Linked DNA regions of Homo sapiens: region 2 is linked to region 1. The links are chromatin contacts, found by Hi-C or POLR2A ChIA-PET in ENCODE. All regions are on one chromosome and are shown on one strand. Each heading gives the region's core, a stretch centred on a gene start or an enhancer-like site at or near the end of the contact. The rest is flanking DNA. Distances are from core to core; before and after follow the strand shown. Region 1 overlaps VWA8 (von Willebrand factor A domain containing 8). Region 2 overlaps VWA8 (von Willebrand factor A domain containing 8).

Region 1 (2,843 bases), core at 257-2,756:
AGCACAAAACAGATGGATGCCTGCCCCCCAGGAACTTACAGTCAGAGGAGAGACAACCAATTATTCACACAAATCACATAACGGGAAAGAGTGATAAGAGTTGTGGAGAAAAGGTACAGGATGCCATAAAAGCATCAATGGTGGGAACCGACCTCATTCTGCATATGCCTAAGTGGCAAAACCGTTTTAAAACCTATTATTTGATGATAGCGAGGAATTATTACTTTTTAAAGACTTAATAATAGTATTGTGAGTTTGTATTTTTTTGTTTTTATATTATGCAGATACACTTGGAAATATTGACAATGAAATGATAGAAGTCTTGGATTAGCTTCAAAACAAGCCAGCAGAGAAGACTAGGAGTAGAGCCAGAGTTTTCCTCTTGAAGTTGGGGGGTCGGGTCCATCGCATTCATTATATGTTCCTCTCAACTTTTATGTTTGAAAAGTTCCTAGTAAAAGGTTGAAAAATTTTCAGCAGCATTAAATGAAATATTCACCAAATGGGATGAAAGTCCCATTTCTACATGAAAGTAGAAAGCAACATCTTTCTCTTGGTGTTTTGCTGTGCCCCATCTTTCTCAGGATCTCCATGTGTTTCTATTTCTTTCTCTCCTTTCTCACACGCTTGGCCAACTCCTCTGTCTTTCAACCACCTTACGGTATTCTCTTTTACTTCAACTGAGACTCTTCTCTGCAGCATTTACTAGAGGTGTACATTTTCCTCATCCCTTCCCCATGTCCTCTCTTTCCTCTCTTACATCCGCTAAATTCATTTGCGTTAAGGGCACAGATGCCCCTTACTTCTTCCCCTGTAGGGCAATTGTCCTGAAGAGAACCACACTCCTTACTCCTATTATGGCAACAGGAGAAGGGCGTACATACTTGTGGCCAGGCACTGTTACCTTTCTGCCTCCCTGTGAACTATGTGTGTGCCAGAACACTCTTATCTACCTGTCCACTTGGGCAAAAAATTAGACTGAACAATTACTTGGCAGGTTTTAAGGGTGGCAACAACAGAACTCATTAATTGCGGAGGGGAGAATGACACATTTCCAATTGTTTAGTTCTTTTTCTAAATGGGTACTTTATAATTCATAAGAAATGCAGAGAACTTTCATTCTAACAAGACTGTTCACTACACTATTCTCTACCCTTTTTTGAGAGGCATAAACACTTTCATTCCTAACATAGTTACCTGTTCTCATAACCTCCCTGGGAGAAAGGGAGAGTGAATTTTATTTCCAGAAGAGCAAATTCAGGCACAAAGAGGACAGATAAACTGTCAACAGTCACCAGGGAAGCCAGCAGAAGGGCTGAGAGCAACACTCTTGCCTCTAGCATCAAGTGTGTTATTTACCTGCTGAACCCTCGAGGGTCTGAGCTGGCAGGCTTTCCTGAGGGTGTGGCGGCAGGGCCTGCATTCTTGTCTCTATTGTCCTGTACTGTTTACTTGCAGGATGTGGAAGCACAGCATGTAATGTAATACCAGATGTTCTACGTGGGAGGAATTTCATAACTCATACATTTTAGCATGCTTTTTTCTAACTGCGCCCATCTCCTTTCATGCAGCACAAAAATGTAAATCTGTTTCCCAAACTACTACCAGGTCCTGGAATCTAAAAGGAAATACTGGTGGTTCTTTGGTATTTTTCACTTTTAGTTGAAGCACACATGTGGATGTCTAGGGTAACATCATGTGGATTCTTCTTATTTTTTAAATGGCTCCTATTGTAGTGGCCCAGAACAGCTGGGGAATGTCCGAGGGCCACAGGCTCACTGGCCTAGATTAAGGCCTCTACTCACTGATGAGGCCTCCCTATCCAAACTCACTGTCCCTCCTCCCGAGCTGGTACCCATTATCCTGAGTGGGCTAGCTGCCTCTCTCTTCCATAGACACTATGCTCATCCTGCCCTGGTGCCTCTGCTCATTTAGTTTTCCCTTTCTGAAATATCCTAGCTCTTCTCTTCCCATCTCTAAATCCTAGCTGAGCTCTGGCCCCACCTCACATCAGCCCACTAAACTTGCCTTTCTCTGCACTGCTGGAGGGGACAGCCTCCGCACCCTATGACTTTAGCACTTAACTCTGTGCATGTGTGTATGTATGTTCCCTTGTCCTGTCTCCGCACTAATCTGCAAGATTTCTGAGGGCAGGAAGGGACCATTGTGTAGACTTACCTGAATTCCCTATGTTGCCTAGGAACAGATAGACATGGATGGGGCGATTTGAGCTTTAGATTTTAAGGAGCCTGAGTAGAAAGAACAGGTGATTTTGTTTATTTGGCTGTTTCCGTTAGGGACGGGGATGGCTGTGGATTTCAGTTTGAGGTCCGAGTTGCTGCATGAGGTGGAGGTGGAAACACACACAAATCTAGGTTTCCCCACAGTCCATCATGACATTTCACCATAGCAGTAGTGCTGGTCTAAATGTGATGGGAGCACTGACCTCTGCTGGAATGCTCTCTGGCCCATCTCTCTAGCAGCTCTCTTGACCTCTTCGGGAACTGCATCTTTCTCAGCCTGAGAGACCTGGTACACCGTATGGCCTGCATCCAGCCGGTAAGGGCCTCCTTTGCCACCCAGGCCTGCCGTGTCTCTTCCCCCTGGAAGGAAAACGTGGAAATTCAGATGATAAATCTGAACTTGACCACAGAACAAAAGTTGGGTCATGGTTTTAGGACAGCCTTGTGGAGGATATTAATTGTACTTAACTAGTAATTAAACAGTCAAATTACCTTCTGGAAAAAGATGTATTCTCTTGTTTAGGATGCTTTTCCTTTTTCCCATCCATTAAAATACTACCTATATATCAAGGCTTACTCCAGCTTCTATGACACCTTAGC
Region 2 (2,812 bases), core at 10-2,509, 44 kb after region 1:
TGGTACAAAAACAGACACATAGACCAATGGAACAGAATAGAGAACCCAGAAACAAAGTTGCCCACCTATAGCCATATGATTCTCGACAAAGTCAACAAAAACAAGCAATGGGGAAAGAACTCTACTCAATAAGTGGTGCTGGGATAAGTAGCTGGCCGTATGCAGAAGATTGAAACTGGACCTCTTCCTTTTACTACATACAGAAATAAACTCAAAATGGATTAAAGACTTAAATCTAAGACCTAAAACTATAACAACCTAGAAGAAAACTAGGAAATACCATTCTGGACATCAGCCTTGGCAAAGAATTTATGACTAGGTCCCCAAAAGCAATTGCAACAAAAACAAAAATTGACTCATAAAAACAAACACACACACAAAGGGAGAAGAGAACACACTCTGTTACCTTAGAATGCCAACTAATAAATGTCAAAGGAATACTGGAATCAGAAAAATCACCACTTTGCAACTATAGTGATAATAACTGATTCAAGCAAGAATCATGAACAGATGATAAAATTAATGGATGAAAGTTTGATGAAACAAGATTCACATCATCTTCAAATATATGCCCACAAAACACATTATAAAGGAAAAAATAGTAATGTCACAGTGGAGACATCACCCTAACCAAATGTTCAAAGTTAACATCACCAGCAATGGGACAAATTGACATCATGTGTCACCTAGTAGAGCAGTCCCCAACATTTTTGGCCCCAGGACCTGGTTTCGTGGAACAATTTTTCCAGGGACAGGGTAGAGGGAATGGTTTCAGGATAAAACTGTTCCACGTCAGATCATCAGGCATTAGATTCTCATAAGGAGGACACAATTTACATTCCTCGCATGCACAGTTCACACAAGAGGGTTCACGCTCCTGTGAGAATCTACTGCTGCTGGCGAGCTGCTGGTCTGACAGGAGACAGCACTCTGGTGATGATGATCACCTGCCAGCTCCTCACTTCTTGCTGTGTGGGCCTGGGGCACTGGGGACTCCTGATCTAACAGGACACATTGAGAACACAGCATTATTGTGATGTTCCTGCCAATGATGCGTAAGCTGGATCTAAAAACAGAAAACATCAGATGAACCCAGACTGAGGGATGTTCTACAAAATCACTGGCCTATAAGTCTTCAAAAATGTCAAGGTCATGAAAGTCAAGGAAAGATGAGGAACTGTTCAGATTGAAAGACACCAAAGAGACATGTAAAGTAAATGTAATACATGATCTGCAATTGCTTCCTTTTTCTATAAAGGATGTTATTGAGACATCTGAAATTTGAATAAGGTCTGTGGGTTACACATTAATGCTATATCAATGTTAACTTCCTGATTTTGAGGTCTGTGTTGTTGGTTACGTTAGGAGAATGCTCTTGTGAGGAAAAACTGAAATTTTTTTTTTTTTTTTTTGAGACAGAGTCTCGCTCGTGGCCCAAGATGGAGTGCAGCGGCATGCTCTTGGCTCACTGCAACCTCCGCCCCCTGGGTTCAAGCAATTCTCCTGCCTCAGCCTCTCTAGTAGCTGGGATTACAGGCATGTGCTACCATGCTCAGCTAATTTTTATATTTTAGGAGAGATGGGGTTTCGCCATGTTGGCCAGGCTGGTCTCAAACTCCTGACGTCAGTTGATCCGCCCACTTCAGCCTCCCAAAGTGCTGGAATTACAGGCGTGAGCCACCACGCCCAGCCAGTATTTAGAGGTAATGGGGCATCATGTCTACAACTCACATTTAAGTGGTTCACGAAAAATAATGTAGATATATAATATATATCCACACATACAGAGAGACAGAGAGAGAGAGAGAGAGAGAGAGAGAGAAAGTAAAAGGTTTTAACAATGTAATTATATTTTATGAAAAAATGGTTACATTATATCTGGGGACAGAAATTATAGAGTTTGGATTTAAGACTCTGGTGATGGAATGAGTTTTTTTTCCTATTATTTTTATCAGCAAGTGCCCTTGGTGAACATATGCTCCTTTTAAACTCGCCAAAGATTAGAAGATATTAGTGATATCTTCCTCAGAGGTTGAAGAATCAAGACCTGTCCTGTAAAGGAAATGCTATTGCAATTTTAGAGAAGCCATATTATATAAATAAGTATTGAAAATACATTTGTATAGTCTATCTATCTATCTAAATATTTCTTGAGCTGGGCTTAGGTGAGAAGGAGCTATATTCAGAATCTTAAAGTATGTTCCTGTTTTATCTTGAAAGCAGTCAGAGGCCTTCCCTACCATCAAACCAGAGGCACAAAAGAGATGTACATCTGATTTTTAAACTTCGAAATAATTATGGGCTACAAAAGAAGAAACATTGTTATTTTAAGACTAAGGGAGTCATAATTACAATAATGGCGACTATTTACTGCTGTGAAATAGTCCTTACAGATTGTTGAGAGTAACCCGAAGCAGACTGGAACACATGAACTTGTTTCCGATATTGTGTCAGATTTTTCTCTTTCTGAGTAATGACTTATATGTAAATATGAAGGCAGAGCAGTTGAGGGAATGATGACTTACAATCAAATGCAGCACTTTCCTCTTTGGCTTGTGCAAAACCTATTTAAGTTTCAGATTTTCCTACGAGGGTTCTACAGATGTTCTTTATGGAAAGGATTATTCAGCCCTCACCAGCAACGTGAAATGTAGGCCCTTCAACAGCTTTGTATTCCCCTCTTAAAACAAACATCCCGAAGAAAAAAATAATAAAAATTATCCAATATGAGTGAGCTCTTTTTCTTGGGGGGTAAGGGGATTCCCACTGTTATGCTACCAGAACACTGTCAAGGAAGACTTGACGAATTTCA

Evidence for each region. Hi-C counts contacts between places; a loop is a spot of excess contacts on that map. ChIA-PET counts read pairs that join two places held with the same protein, here RNA polymerase II (POLR2A). Pooled maps may share reads with other maps.
Region 2: a loop to region 1 is called in a map of cardiac septum, with 3 times the contacts of the local background. The contact joins two enhancer-like sites. A Hi-C loop is called at or near these places in 25 of 168 maps with a recorded cell type or tissue (Caco-2, Calu3, HepG2 and 14 more) and 19 of 50 pooled maps. POLR2A ChIA-PET finds 5 or more read pairs at or near these places in 10 of 52 experiments (AG04450, Caco-2, HepG2 and 6 more).

What each region holds. Positions count from the first base shown.
Region 1 is chr13:41,609,130-41,611,972 of GRCh38, forward strand. It overlaps VWA8 (von Willebrand factor A domain containing 8), which reads right to left. Exons shown (of 45, transcript NM_015058.2): 39 at 2,447-2,603. Among named protein-coding and RNA genes, the nearest start is that of MIR5006, 42 kb to the left of the region's middle. Within about 2 kb of position 1,507, at least 14 of the 41 ENCODE cell types and tissues checked have a DNase peak (open chromatin) inside an H3K27ac peak, as active enhancers do.
Region 2 is chr13:41,653,697-41,656,508 of GRCh38, forward strand. All of the region lies in intron 37 of VWA8 (von Willebrand factor A domain containing 8), which reads right to left. Among named protein-coding and RNA genes, the nearest start is that of MIR5006, 87 kb to the left of the region's middle. Within about 2 kb of position 1,260, at least 2 of the 41 ENCODE cell types and tissues checked have a DNase peak (open chromatin) inside an H3K27ac peak, as active enhancers do.